Regions from separate parts of the Homo sapiens genome. Here regions 1 and 2 are each linked to region 3. A link is a contact called in ENCODE Hi-C data. All regions are on one chromosome and are shown on one strand. The core of a region is the stretch at or near the end of the contact, and the rest is flanking DNA. Distances in the headings are between cores, read along the strand shown.

What was found. Hi-C counts contacts between places; a loop is a spot of excess contacts on that map. Pooled maps may share reads with other maps.
Region 1: a loop to region 3 is called in a map of GM12878, with 4 times the contacts of the local background. The contact joins the promoter of BLNK here to the promoter of PDLIM1 in region 3. A Hi-C loop is called at or near these places in 4 of 168 maps with a recorded cell type or tissue (GM12878 and OCI-LY7), 26 of 37 single-sample maps with no recorded cell type and 6 of 50 pooled maps.
Region 2: a loop to region 3 is called in a pooled map, with 5 times the contacts of the local background. The contact joins the promoter of TBC1D12 here to the promoter of PDLIM1 in region 3. A Hi-C loop is called at or near these places in 1 of 168 maps with a recorded cell type or tissue (CD4-positive, alpha-beta T cell), 3 of 37 single-sample maps with no recorded cell type and 3 of 50 pooled maps.

The regions. Positions count from the first base shown.
Region 1 is chr10:96,269,965-96,274,880 of GRCh38, reverse strand. It overlaps BLNK (B cell linker), which reads left to right and starts at 3,312. Exons shown (of 17, transcript NM_013314.4): 1 at 3,312-3,529. The coding sequence starts at 3,483. RefSeq lists enhancers at 1,432-1,491, 1,622-1,671, 2,158-2,257, 4,367-4,416, 4,447-4,566.
Region 2 is chr10:94,401,097-94,406,155 of GRCh38, reverse strand. TBC1D12 (TBC1 domain family member 12) reads right to left here and starts at 3,615. Exons shown (of 13, transcript NM_015188.2): 1 at 2,572-3,615. The coding sequence starts at 3,542. RefSeq lists enhancers at 2,108-2,407, 3,708-3,867 and silencers at 2,488-2,817, 2,888-3,377.
Region 3 is chr10:95,289,287-95,293,885 of GRCh38, reverse strand. PDLIM1 (PDZ and LIM domain 1) reads left to right here and starts at 2,883. Exons shown (of 7, transcript NM_020992.4): 1 at 2,883-3,066. The coding sequence starts at 2,971. RefSeq lists enhancers at 233-322, 4,047-4,366 and silencers at 813-882, 2,526-2,605, 2,656-3,045, 3,096-3,195, 3,216-3,325.

The DNA of each region.
Region 1 (4,916 bases), core at 2,063-4,562, 980 kb before region 3:
TTGGGAGGCTGAGGTGGGTGGATCACCTGAGGTCAGGAGTTCGAGACCAGCCTGACCAATATGGTGAAACCCCGTTTCTACTAAAAATACAAAACTTAGCCAGACATGGTGGCATGCAACTCTATTCCCAGCTACAGGGGGGCTGAGACAGGAGAATTGCTTGAACCTGGGAGGCGGAGGTTGCAGTGAGCCAAGATCGCACCATTGCACTCCAGCCTGAGCAACAGAGTGCGACTCCATCTTAAAAAAAAAAAAGAAGAAGAAGAAAAGAAAAGAAATGGTGCTTCAGTGAAAATTCTAGCACATGCTTTGATATACAGAGTTAGGAGTGCTCCGCAATATCTGTGATCCATGCTGGGTCATAGGTATGCATGCCATCAAATTTATTGGAAAATACCAAACTGTTTCCAAACCATTGCACCTTATACTTTTAGCAACAGTGTATAGGCACTCCAAATTTTCTTTAAGGTTGGGATTGTCAATTTCTCATCTGTGAATCTAGTGATTCATTAATTTCCATGTCCACTGTGCTATGTAGACCGACCTTAAAGGCTTATCATGGTATATCGTTCTGTGTGCGCTGTGGAACCACGTTGTGTGGTTTCATTCCTTTTATAAGTTACCAACTAAGGCTTGGTATCATCAGTTTCCATCTTTGCATTAACCTTTTTGGTAATCCAGTTATGGGGCCTGTCATTTGTATTTTGACTTTCATTTATGGTGCATTTGTCACATAAAAGTTTAAATTTATATGTATCTAGATTTACCACTGTTTTTCCTTTTTGTGTTTTGCTTAAAAAGGTTTTCCCCGGCCAGGTGTGGTGGCTCACATCTGTAATCCCAGCACTTTGGGAGGCCGAGGCGGGCGGATCACGAGGTCAGGAGATCGAGACCATCCTGGCTAACACGGTGAAACCTTGTCTCTACTAAAAAATACAAAAAATTAGCCAGGCATGGTGGCGGGTGCCTGTAGTCCCAGCTACTCAGGAAGCTGAGGCAGGAGAATGGTGTGAACTCAGGAGGCGGAGCTTGCAGTGAGTCAAGATCGTGCCACTGCACTCCAGCCTGGGTGACAGCAAGACTCCGTCTCAAAAAAAAAAAAAAAAAAAAAAAAAAAAAACAGGTTTTCCCCACTTCAAAATTAGAGTCAAATAATTTAAAATTTTCATTTAGTCATGGAGCAACTTAGAAGCCAAAGCAGTTGTGGCAGGCCTGGAACATTAGGCTGTCACACTGTATTTCACATGGGGTAAAATGTCCAGTCTGGAAACACAGTCTCTCATTTTCATCATGTTAGACTAAATACAGTAAAAAGAAGAAAGACCAGTGGCTGTAAAAAGAAAAAGCAGAAGTGTAACCTTTGCCTCTGGTCTTTTTCTCTGGGGAAATATGAAGTTGTCAGCCAGGTGTTGAGCAAAGTTGTTGGTGGAGAGAAAAGTCAAGTGACTTATGGGGTGCATTTTACAATAATTCAGAAAGAACGAGCTGACTATTATCATTTCATTCAGTGAAGCCTGAATTTCCTGATCTTTGATGACATTGTATGTGCCTTTACCATCCTAGTCTACTTGTTTCTTTCAGTTAGGAACTATGGGAGAGGAGGAGGCAGGGTCTAGAGCTCCTTCAGGATGCACTGCAAGAAAATTGAGCAGCCAGATTGGGGAAAATGAATGATGGCAGGAGACAAGCACTTGCATTTTTCTCATGCAACATTGTCTGCTCTCTTGCTGGCCTGGCCAAGTCAGTGTCCTGGCCAAGCAGAAGGGCCCCACCCTTCAACAGCTCTGAAGATTCTGCTCCTAAACATCTGGTCAAACCAGAAATTCATAGGCAGTGATGAATGTGAATAATCAAGGTTACCTGGAAAAAGACAGAACATCCATTTGTGCAAAGAAGAGGCACAGGAGGGAAGAAATCCATCCACGGTTTCCACCTCTACCACTGCCGCTGTTCCTTCTCCCCCTCCTCCTCTGTCTCCTCCTCCTCCGCTTCTTCTTCCTCCTCCTCCTCCGCTTCTTCCTCCTCCTCCTCCTCCTCTTCCTCCACCTCCTTCTCCTCTTCTGTCTTCTCCTCTTTCCCCACTGTCTTCAGCCAGATCTTGGGTCTGCAACAGGAGAGGTAACTGAGAGCTCTTTACTTTGTCCTGCTGTGTATTCTGACCCAGGAGAAGACTGGTTCCCTTGATAAATGTTGGAAACGTGTACTTTATTCCACAAGGGTGAGCAGGGCATTCTCAATGGCTGCAGAAAAGTGTGTCCAGGTACAAAAGGTCACTTCCCTCCCATTTTCTTCCTCCTTGACCCTGGACTGCGGGCTGCTCTTTAAACAACAGGTAAATCAGCATTTTTCAGATTAGGCAGAAGGAAATATAAAGTCTTCCAGGAGGGAAGTAGAGTTCTCTGAATAGGTTCAGCCCCTACAGGTATGGCTCCCTCCTCCCAGCCTCACCCCACCTGTCTGACCTTGAGATGGCCTCGTGTCTGGCGTGTCACTGGGTGTGATGAGCAAGTGGTGGACAGGACAGAAAGAGGCAAATGCAAGGAGGGGAATGGCATTCTGCTTTTAGGACTTCAGAATGGCCTGATGTAGGAATTGCATTGTTGTGAAACTGTTAGATTTGTTCTCATCTGACTTTTGGGTACATCCTGGTTTGTTTGAAAGCATCTGGCTATCGGCGAGGTAACTCCTGACTCTATCAGGCAATAAGGAGGCTGCACATCTGACGATAGAGTTCATCTCCCCTTTCCTGAGTCATCCATCCCTACCCCCAGATGAACAGAGAATTGCCCATCCCATTTTAAATAGAGCTCCAGAAAAAGAGATACTCTAATTCTCTGAGTAAACTGTTACCACCATGCCACTGACAACCTGATATTTATTTTTAAACGTATTGCCCGCATCGGGGGGTAGGAAAAAGCACAAAAATGCCATTTTTATATAATGGTTCTATAAGTAGAAAAAGCTTATCCATAACTTTATGCAAATAAGCAGAAAGTCTCCAAGAGAGGTTCAGATGGACTTGATTACTCTGCTTTTCCTTGAGCCCAGGAAGTTCCCAGTTATAGCATGCACCTGCTGGAAACAGACTATATGTGTTTGGGACAAACAGGAAGTAGTGACCAGCCAGAAACTTGTCCTAACCTGGTTACAAATCTGATTGTAAAAGAAAGCAGCTGGAAAGAAATTTGCCTGCCCAATAGGTTTCATTATTAAAGTTTACACAAAGTGGAGTAATCACCAAGCTGGCTGGCTATCCAGATCACATGATTATGTAGAAACATGAAACTTGACTATGTGCTCGGGCAAGTTTTACTTCTCCCTAGAGCAGGGGTGTTTGCCAGCAGCCTGCACTCTCAGAAATCAGACTTGAGTGGCCGGAACCCTTGAGACCAGAGGCTTACCATGCTGCTCCCTAGGAGGGCCAGGAACTGCTGACGTGACCACTGGACAGTTATTCGTGTCTCTTACAATTACCAAACAGAATGGACAAGCTTAATAAAATAACCGTCCCCGCCAGTCAGAAGTTGAGGTAAGATTTTCCCCACCCAATACCCTTCTTCATCTCCTTTTTTTCCCCCCAGTGCTCTTATGGCATCTCAGAAATACTGAAATCCTGGAATGCTTTGCTAGTTTCCAGTGGGTGGCACTTACTATAGGGAAGTGGACTGAGCTTTTAGGGAAAGCATTGGGTGGCACTTGCTATAGGGAAGTGAACTGAGTTCTTAAAGAAATGTGTAGGAACAAGAGAGACTTGCTTTAGCTGCCTCTTACAATAAAGTGTAAAGCTCTGGAAAGATAATAAAACAAATGCCAAGGGCTTAGATTCTACTGAAGGTCAACTTTTAGAATCTGAATGCAACCAACTTTTCTAAGGAAGGGTTTCTCTAAACTGAGTCCTCACCCATTTTATTGCAGGTTACTATTTAATTTTAAGGATAGCTGTAATCATTTGTTATTCATTGTTTTATTGTCTCATTTATTTTGTGGGTGTATATGACAAGTGTGTTTGGGGGGATTAGATCTGTCTTTCCAATGCCCTCATGTCAATGTAACAATATCCATAACAAGCCTCTCAAAAAGAATAAACCAGAAGCGGCCCCATGGGCGTGAGTCAAGGAGCTATGGAAAAGACAACTTCCCCAAATTTTGCTTTTGAAGGTCTTCTTTTTGTCTCATTGTAATGGCATCATGGCTTTCAGAGACTGGAACTTTTAAAGTTCTGGGAGTGCAGTTTTTTTTTCACATTTTTTAACAGTTTTTTTTTTTTATTATACTTTTAAGTTCTGGGGTACATGTGCAGAAGGTGCAGGTTTGTTACATAGGTATACACATCCCATGGTGGTTTGCTGCACCCATCGACCTGTCATCTACATTAGGTATTTCTCCTAATTCTCTCCCTCCCCTAGTCCCCCACCTTGACAGGCCCCGGTGTGTGATGTTCCCCTCTGTTCAGGGAGTGTTTTCTATTCTGACTACATATTAGAACTTAGCCAAATGTTCAGGGGGTGATGTGACACATGTAGCAGACAAGTAATCACAGATAACAATGAGCCAGAGAATTGAAGCTTTTGAGACAATATTTAAGAGAAAGTCTGGATTGGCAGAGGGACAACCCTTCACAGTAGAATACAGGTCTTATGCCTAGGAGGTGCTTGGTAAAAGGTAATGTGAAATGCATCAATGATCTGGGATCAGTAGGCAACATCAGCTGTGTTCAACCATTTCAAGAACATGCTGTTGAGTGCTGCTGTGTGATCAGCACTGACGGGACAAGAAGGCACCTCATTCTTGCCCTTGGTCTCAAATAGCTACACCCTCATGAGGGGCGGGGGTGATACAATGGAAGCTGTAAGCGACAGAAGGAATGTAAGAAGAGACTTAGAGTAGCAGGAGGAGGTTTCATAGAGAAGATACTT
Region 2 (5,059 bases), core at 2,366-4,865, 890 kb after region 3:
CTGCCTACTGTTAATAATATGAAAGCCTCCTATAAATAACATTGTTGGCTGGGGCAGTGGTTCACACCTGTAATCCCAGCACTTTGAGAGGCTGAGGCGGGTGGATCACCTGAGGTCAGGAGTTCAAGACCAGCCTGGCCAACATGGTGAAACCTGGTCTCTACCAAAAATACAAAAATTAGCCAGGCGTGGTGGCGGGTGCCTGTAATCCCAGCTACTTGGGAGGCTGAGGCAGGAGAATCACTTGAACCCAGGGGGGCAGAGGTTGCAGTGAGCCAAGATGGCACCACTTCACTCCAGCCTGGGCAAAAGAGGGAAACTCCATCTCAAAAAAAAAAAAAAATGTTCAGAAATTGCAATGTATATATATGCATCTGTCTTCAAACTTAATCCCCATTAGCCTGCACCCCACCTGCAGGTAAGGGACAGTTTTCTAAATCATCTCTATTCACAATGCATGGCAGAGAGCAAGAACTCAAGAGTATACTAGTTGAATTTGTTATCTCCAAAGCCCCTCCCAGATCTAAAATTGCCTGACATCTGACCTCAAAACATGACCAAGATAGATATGACCAACAAACACCCAAAGGCCACACAGTGTCACAAATTTATAAACCTAACTCACCTTGAGATCTTTTAGAATACTGCCAGTACAAGCTTTAAATATATTTTTGCAACTATATTACAAATACAGATGTCATTACTACATATATTGTCCTGAGTAACAAAAAATTAGGATTTTCCACTTTTGATTTAAGAAACTTTATATTTGTAAATTTATACAAGCAAAAAAATAAGGATAAACTAGAAAGAGGAATAAGAAATATCAATTATAATCAGAAAATTGTGCCTTTATGTCTACAATATGTACGCTAATTGTATAACCTGCTAAAACTTGAGCTAAGAATTTGCTTCTTTCACTTCTGGTTATAGTCAAGATCCCCGAAAAGGTAGAAAAACAAAGTAGGGAGAACTCTGTAAAGGAAAGTTTTACAAGTTGGGAATATTTTCCTATTTGCCTGGGGACTTAAGAAAAAAGAAGAAGAAGAAGAAGAAAAAGGCGTGTCAAAATCTAACTCAAGGAAAACTGCCTTTTTTTTTTTTTTTTTGAGAGAAGTCTAGCTCTTATTCCCCAGGTTTCAGTGCAATGGCTCGATCTCAGCTCACAGCAACCTCCGCCTTCTGGGTTCAAACGATTCTCTTGCCTCTGCCTCCCAAGTAGCTGGGATTAAGTCGCCTGCCAACATGCCCGGCTAATTTTTGTATATTTTAGTAGAGACGGGGTTTCACCATGTTGGCCAGGCTGGTCTCGAACTCTGACCTCAGGTGATCCACCCACCTCGGCCTCCCAAAGTGCTGGGATTACAGGACTGCTCTTACAGTAAGGTGTATTAAGTATTTTCTGACTACTCTTATTTATCCCTATTAAATCAACAAACCTCCATCCTGAAATCTGCGAAGTCCAGCACCATAATTTAATTTCTTTCTTTTCTTTTTTTTTTTTTTTGAAAGACGGAGTTTCGCTCTTGTCCCCCAGGCTGGAGTGCAATGGCACGATCTAGGTTCACTGCAACCTCTACCTCCCAGGTTCAAGTGATTCTCCTGCCTCAGCATCCCGAGTAGCTGGGATTACAAGCACCTGCCACCACGCCTGGCTAATTTTTGTATTTTTAGTAGAAACCGGGTTTCACCACATTGGCCAGGCTGGTCTCGAACCCCTGACCTCAAATAGTCCGCCCGCCTCAGCCTCCCAAAGTGCTGGAATTACAGGCGTGAGCCACCGCGCCCGGCCCATAATTTAATTTCAAGAATATCCTGTCAAATCACAAATACAATACCATTTTTTAAAAAAACTAAAGTTATTGGGGAAAAAAAGGAGAGGCTTATCTGGGAGATTAGAAAAAAGGCTTTCCTTAGTAAAAGCCCTACTTTGGCTTAAAAAGTTGGGATAAAATTCTAAACACCAAACTGCATTTTAATAAAGACCACTGAAACAAACGATTAAACACTATGAAGCACAACCACTTCTAATTTCAAGAATTCCCAAACCACTTGAATGGATTTAGACGCTATGCAAGCACAGCAAATAAACAGCTCTACAAAATGACTTCCTTCTCTCTTTCACAACCACACCCGTACACACATACCGCCTCCCCTCACCACCCCCCCAACAACCTAAATGTTTGTAGTAAAATTTTTAAAAATTGGAGACGGAGATGGTTATCTGCTTTTCCAGAAAAGGCAACTGCATATGTGGCACTAGACAGCTGGCCCAACCTGACTGCTCAGAAGCCAGGTATGAATGGCAGGTACAGCCTCCCGCGGACAAGGCAACAGAAAGACTCGCTGTCCACAGAGCTCACAACTTCTCCTATAGAAACACAAAGCCGACCCAGTTCCTCTTCCTCCAGTGACAAATCAAAGCTAAGTCCTGACGCGTGTGGGGCTGGCACGGAAGCGGCCGACCAAGCTCTCCGCTCCGGCTCCGGCTCCGGCTCCGACTCCCACCAAGACCCCGGCTCCGGCCCCGGCCCCGGACCCGCCCCGAGTCCCATGCAGCCTGCGCTGTACCTGGTGAAGAAGTCCGCGAAGCCGCCACTCCGTCGAGCCCGGGCCGAAGCCCCCGCAGGACCCTGCTCCGCGGCGGGCAAGGGCACCGGCGGCCCCGCCGGGGGCAGGTGATCGCGGGCGCTCTGACCGCGGCTCACCTGGAACGTGTTGCGAGAGTTGAAGTGAATGTCAGAAAAGCCCAGGCGCGGCTCCGCACCCCCATTAGTCCTCTCGGCCGAGGTGGCAGGGGGCGCGCCCTCCTCGGGACCCCCGGCGCCGACTCCCCGCTGCTCTGAGTCCTCGCTACTGCTGCAGCTGCTGGCGGGGCTGTCCCCCGAGTCGCTGCCCGCGCCCTCGGGCTCCTGGGCGTCCGCGGCCACCAGGCAGCAGCTCCGCAGCGGGTCCTCAAGCGGAGAGGCCCAATCGGACGGGCTTCCCGCGCCGTCCGCGTCCTCGTCGCCAGGCCCCTCCAGGCGAAGGCGGCCGTAGGGGCGGCGGCGGCGCGACTCCCGGCCGCCGGCGCGCGCCAGCCCGCGAGCCTCTTCCAGATCGCGACAGTCCCGGCCCGGCAGAAAACCCGAGTCGCCGTTGGTCATGCCTTCGTGCCGCGGCGCGCGGCCATCAGCCACCTCCGCGCCGCGGTGTTTGGAGCCCGAGCCCAGCAGGCAGGCGTCCGATCGTGGGGCTGCCGAGGGCGGCGGGGCGCCGGCCTGGCCAGCGGGGAGCGGACAGTAGCAGAGCCCCGGCTCCAGCTGCTCCCCGGCCGCCGCGAGGTAACGCTGAAGGAGCTGCCGAGGCGGCGTCTCCTCCTCCTCGTCAGCCTCCTCCTCCTCGTCAGCCTCCTCCGGCGGCTCCACAGCGCCGACGCCTCCGCCAAAGCCGCCCGTGGCCCGGATTACCTTCCTGTCCTGGCCCACGGGGTCCGGCGCAGGCACCGGGAGCAACTTGGGGTTTCTTCCCGAGCAGGCTCCGGCATCCTCCGGACCCACCATCTGGGGGTGGGTGGCGGCCGCCCCAGGAGGCAAAGAAGGACTACAGGCGCAGGCTTGGCCAGAGAACAGCTCTGGGTGCTGGGGCCGCGGCGACAGCCGCCGCAACGTTCCCAGACCCACCCCTCCCACCCGCTGGGTCGGACAGTTGCTTGAGGGCGGGCACGCGCCAGGACTCGCGCACGCGCAAAAGTCGGACCGGTCAAGCCCCGACCTGGAGATTCCCCGAACCATAGAGACGGTAGCTAGAGAGACGCAGGCTGCCAATCTAGGATCCGCCATCTGGATGGTGGAAGCTGGTTGGCCCGCTCTAAGCGTGACAGTTCTTACCGAAGCGCGGGTATTGCTCGCTTAGCAAAAATTCACTTGATGTATTTCATTTATGGTAGTAAAATACTCCCATATTTGGGAGGTGTTAGCGTGGGTAAGTCCTTCCAGCTCTAATTGGTCACCAGTCGACTTTACGATTTTTACATCCTTCTCCGGCATCATTGCCACAGTTCAGGGCTTCATCACTTCATCCAGGAGGGTCAACACCCTCCCTTCTTCACTTCATCTAACACAAAAGAAAGATATCCTAAGTTATCTTGCTCACCTAGCACCATGTTTCATCACAGTCCTCTGTTTAAAAGATTATCACCGGCCGGGCGCGGTGGCTCACGCCTGTAATCCCAGCACTTTGGGAGGCCGAGGCGGGTGGATCACAAGGTCAGGAGATGGAGACCATCCTGGCTAACACGGTGAAACCCTGTCTCTACTAAAAATACAAAAAAATTAGCTGGGCATGGTGGCGGGCGCTTGTAGTCCCAGCTACTCGGGAGGCTGAGGCAGGAGAATGGCGTGAACCCGGGAGGCGGAGCTTGCAGTGAACCGAGATCGCGCCACTGCACTCCAGCCTGGGCGACAGAGCGAGACTCCGTCTCAAACAAGAAAAAAAGATTATCACCTAAGGAGGGAGAGGAAGTGGTCAGGCAGAGAGGAGCTATTGAAATAATTCCAGCACTCTGCGATAGTGGATTAAAATGGGATGATTGACCATTGAGTGGAAATGAAGTATATTTAAAGTAAAAGACGAAAGACTTGATAACTGATCAGAAGTGACAGAAGAGAGAGTAACCAATGATTACTACAAAGATATGAGACTGAAACTGATATGGTTTGAAGAAATAGAAAAGTGGATAGGAAAAAAACGATTAATAGGGGAAATACATCTGGTAAAGTAAACGACTGAAAATATCCAGCATATAGAGTTCTAAAACTTGAGTTGGCTGGGCGCAGTGGCTCACGCCTATAATCCCAACACGTTGGGAGGCCGAGGCAGGTGGATCACCTGAGGTCAGGAGTTCGAGACCAGCCTGGCCAACATGGTGAAACCCAGTCCCTACTAAAAATACGAAAAATTAGCTGGGCATGGTGGTGGGCACCTGTAATCCCAGCTACTTGGGAGGCTGAGGCAGGAGAATCGCTTGAACCCGAGAGGCTGAAGTTGCAATGAGCCCAGATCGTACCACTGCACTCCA
Region 3 (4,599 bases), core at 1,634-4,133:
TTTTCTTTTTAAAAATTATGTCCTTGGAATTGTTGCCCAGAAAGTGGATGACTGGGTCAAAGGGCTGACTGTTTTATAGCTCTTGTTATGTAGAGCCAGACTACAACCGAGGACATTTAAAAACAAAGCAACTGAGGACTCAAGTCTCACAGACATTTTGCTAACACATTAGTGCACTATGTCTGTATAGACTATTGTACGGAATAAACACTTATTGACACCTACTGTGATTGAGGTCCATGCTAGCAGGGCACTTGGAATGAATGAAAGGCAGTCTCTGCCTTCAGAAGCACAGAAGCTGTGACTTTTCAACCCTTTTCTCCTTCTAGGACAGAAAATATTCAAGATGGTTACACATCTAGGGACAGATTCAGAATTCGGTGATTCCTGCAAATTCTGCAGGGACTTGAAACACAGTCATGCTTTCTAATCAACAGAATCTTAAACAAAGAGAATGTATTTTTGGTGTTCATAAAGCAGGTGGCTGGTTACTGGCTATAACACCATTCTTTTTCTCAGGTTCAGGAAAGAATATCAGGTTGCAAGAGGTTGAGAGGGATGTATAATCATACAACTCCACTTTCATTTCCTTTTTTTTTTTTTTTTTTAGACCGAGTTTCGCGCTTGTTGCCCAGGCTGGGGTGCAATGGCGTGATCTCGGCTCACCACAACCTCCACCTCCCGGGTTCAAGTGATTCTCCTGCCTCAGACTCCCGAGCAGCTGGGATTACAGGCATGCGCCACCACGCCCGGCTAATTTTTGGTATTTTCAGTAGAGATGGGTTTCTCTATGTTGGTCAGGCTGGTCTCGAACTCCAGACCTCAGGTGATCCGCCCACCTTGGCCTCCCAAAGTGTTGGGATTACAGGTGTGAGCCACCGTGCCCGGCCCTCCACTTGGATTTCTAAAAGCAAACAAACTATTCCCAAACATAGGCATTTGTGCTGTCACACAATTGGACAAGCAAGATAATCTTTTTATGTGTAAATCTGTGCACAGGGCTCTTCAGTAGGTAGGCCAGGATCACAGGGAGACAGAGCTGCACAGGGAACAAACTCATTGAGCATGGGCTCTATGCCAAGCACTGTGCTGGGGCCTGGGTACCAGGATGAATGGGTGCCAAGAAAACTGCGAAGAAACTGGGCCCAGAGAGGGTAAGTGGTCCTGAGGATGGCCAATGTGTTATATACATTAAGTACTATGTGCCAGGCACTATTCTAGGCACTGGGGCACAGCAGTGATCTAAACAGATAAAAACCCCTGTCCTTATGGAATTAATGCTTAAGAGTGGGGGTGGAACAAATAAATATACAAAATATAGAGAATGCCAGATGGTGATACATACAAAAGAAAAAAATAAGGCAGGGGAAGGTAATAGAGCATTCTAGAGAGGATATCTTAAATGATGCTCAGAGATGACCTCAGAAAATGACATTTGCATTTTTTTTATTTTTTAGTTTTTGAGATAGGGTCTCACTCTGTCACCCAGGCTGGAGTACAGTTGCACGACCACAGCTCACTGCAGCCTTGACCTCTCCGGCTCAAGCCATCCTCCCACCTCAGTCTCCCTAGAAGCTGGGACAGGTGTGCCCCACCAAACCTGGTTAATTTTTATTTTTTTAAATTTTTTTGTAGAGACAGGGTCTTGCCGTGTTGCTGGGGCTGGTCTAGAATTCCTGGGCTCAACTGATCCTCCTGACTCAGCCTCCCAAAGTGCCGGGATTCCAGGCGTGAGCCACGTGTCCGGCCCCTAGAAAATGACAGAGAGTGGTGGGGATGTCTGGGAGAACAGCATTGCAGACAGGGCCCTGAGGCAAGGCCCTGAGTTAGGAGCAAGGAGCACAGCCTGGCAGACTGGGGGGCAGGTGAGGAAAGGGCAGGAGGAGTTGGGGTCAGAGAGGGAGTTGGGGCCATTCTAGGGGTGGCCTTGTAGGCATTGTAAGGATCTGGGTTTTCACTGGTGGTGAGGTGGGGACGCCATGGACAGCATGAGAAATGGTCTGGTCCGGCGTGGAGAATGCACTCCACCGGGAGGGCGTCAGGGGGAGCCTGGCTAGGAAGCTGGTGGGAGGCTGGGAATCCAGGTCCCGGACTCAGCTCTTCTTTTGCATTGACTTGGCCCTTGGCCCGCCCCAAACTTGAGGTTTGAACTGTTGAGGTCAGAACCTACCATGAACTCCAGCCTGGAGGAAAGATTTCTAGGAAGGCCTTGAAGTTCAGTTATAACCTGAGTGATGGTCTCATTAGCATTATAAAAGTTCCAGGATGGGGTTCTGCAGCACTGGGCCCGGGCAGTGGTCCAGATGCTGACGAGTGGTGTAGCGTCGGGCAAGTCTTCTCACCTACTGAGCAGACTCAGTTACTTCATCTGTAAAATGGGACTAAACGTCCCGGTTGCCTCAGCATCAAATGAGATCGTTCGAAAGCACCTTTTAAACATCATTACCGATTACAAAAAGCAAATGGGAAGTCGGAGCCGACCTCAGAGGGCTGACTTGGCACAGCACTTCAAATTTCTCGTTTTACAAAGCACGAGGCGCGAGTTTGTCTCGCTGTCAGGACCTGCTTCCCTCTCACCTAGCACCCGCCCCGGGCCCGAGAGCCGCGGTGCGGCCGTGCGTACAGGAGGGAGGGAGGCGGTGTGGGGTCCCGGGCAGAGCTGCTGAGAGCCCCGGCCCCGCATCTGACTCGCGCTCTCTCGGCGGGACTCCGGGCCAGGGCCCCCAGGCCGGCGCGCAGGGCGGGGAGCGGCTGCGGGCGGGAGGACGGGCGGGGCGGCGGGCGGCTACGCGGCCTGGGCGGAGCCGCCCCCGCCCTGGCCCTCGCGGTTGCCCTGCCCCCGCCAGCCCCAGGCTCCCCGGGCCCGCGCCGCGCCGCTCTTTCTCCGACAGCCGCCGGGGGTGCCCTGCAAGCTGTTCCGCGCGTCCTGCCCGTCTGTCCCCGCGGGTCGTCGCCCGCCACAGCCGCGCCATGACCACCCAGCAGATAGACCTCCAGGGCCCGGGGCCGTGGGGCTTCCGCCTCGTGGGCGGCAAGGACTTCGAGCAGCCTCTCGCCATTTCCCGGGTAAGAGCAGCTGGGACGTGCGTGGAAGCGGGGCGCTATGGGAGGTGATATGCGGAGACTGGGGCCCCGCGGGCGCGGTCGGGGACGGAGTCGGAACCGCAGCCGGGCGCGTCCAGGTGCGCTGTTAGTTGAGCGCTCTCCGCGCGCCCGGGCCCCGCCGCTCCCCGCCGCCCCTTCGCGGAGGCTGCGCTCCCGGGCTGGTCGGCCCGCCGCGGGCGCGCTCCGTGTCCGCCAGAAAAAAAGAAGGCAGTTTTCGTTCTTTGGCCCCGGAAGCGCGGCGGGGCGGGTGTTAGTTCTTTGTCAACCAGCGAGGGGACGAGGGTCCCCGCAGATCCCGCGCGCTGGGAGATGGCACTTCTCCCTTCTTCCCAGATCGCAGTGCAGCCGAACGCAACAGGAAAGACCTGGAAAGTGAGGTGGGGTGGGTGGGAAGTTTACTGGGGTGGGGGGCAAGTGGGATTAACCTAAAAAAACAACCGAAACACGCTCTTTGGACTTGACCCACGGCCGAGGCTCGCCCCTCGAATGGCTTTTGGAGAATGTGCTGGATTCGGGAAATAAACACAACAAACAAACTCAAGTAAACCCTCTTGGTCATTCTCCCCTCTGCAGAACGTGGCCCCGCCGTCATTCTTCCTAGCATTCCCAGATTATCTCTTTCCCCTCCCCGCACCAGCCCTTTTTTCTCAGGGCATGAGTAGATACTGCGATGGGGTGTCCACCTGGGGTGGGGTTGAGGTGCTTGAAATCTAAGAGGGGCTTCGGATCTTTAGAAGGACTCACGTTGAATCAGGGGCCACCAGAACCATTGCCCCCCTAATAAAGTGAAACCCCCAGGGAGACCCAGACTCAGTGTTCAGAGGTCTGGGCTTTGGCCATTTAATCTGGCCAAACACAGGTTGATGTCCCACTAAGAGATGTCACGTTCAGTGCTTGGGCACCAAGAAGAGACTCAGTAAGTACCTCGAATGAGGAAAGGGAGAAAAAGAAGTCCCCTTTCTCCCCACCCATGGCCACTCCTTGCCTGTAGGCGGCACATTCCATTCTTGGGCTCATCTGCCTGCTGAAGCTGCCCTTCAGCTTGTCTCCCAGACTTTCTAAACATCCTTCTTTTTCACTTGGGGTTGGGGGAAGGGTGGAGAAGAAAGGGAAATATCCTTATGGATCCTTTTGACTCAAGCTCCTGCGTCCAGCAGCTGAAGGAGTTTGGTGGGAGGTGCAGGAGAAGAATTGGTGGCCTCCTCTTGACTTGTCTGCCAGCCACAGTCCTACCCATGCTTCTTTCCCGGTTGGCCTGGCCCAGTGAGGAGGTCTTCTCTATCTCACCCCCCTAAAAGAGTAGGCGGGCCAGTTTTTGGGCCTTATCTTCCACCTGTTTGCCTCGTCCCACAGAGACCTCTGATTATTCTCAAAGGTACACACTGCCTTTCCAGCCACCAGCCTAATTCCTCAAGCGCAGGAACTGTGCCTTCCCCAGAATCGTCCCCGAGCCTGGTAGCAGACCTGTACCTGGCCGGGCTGGGTAAATCCTTG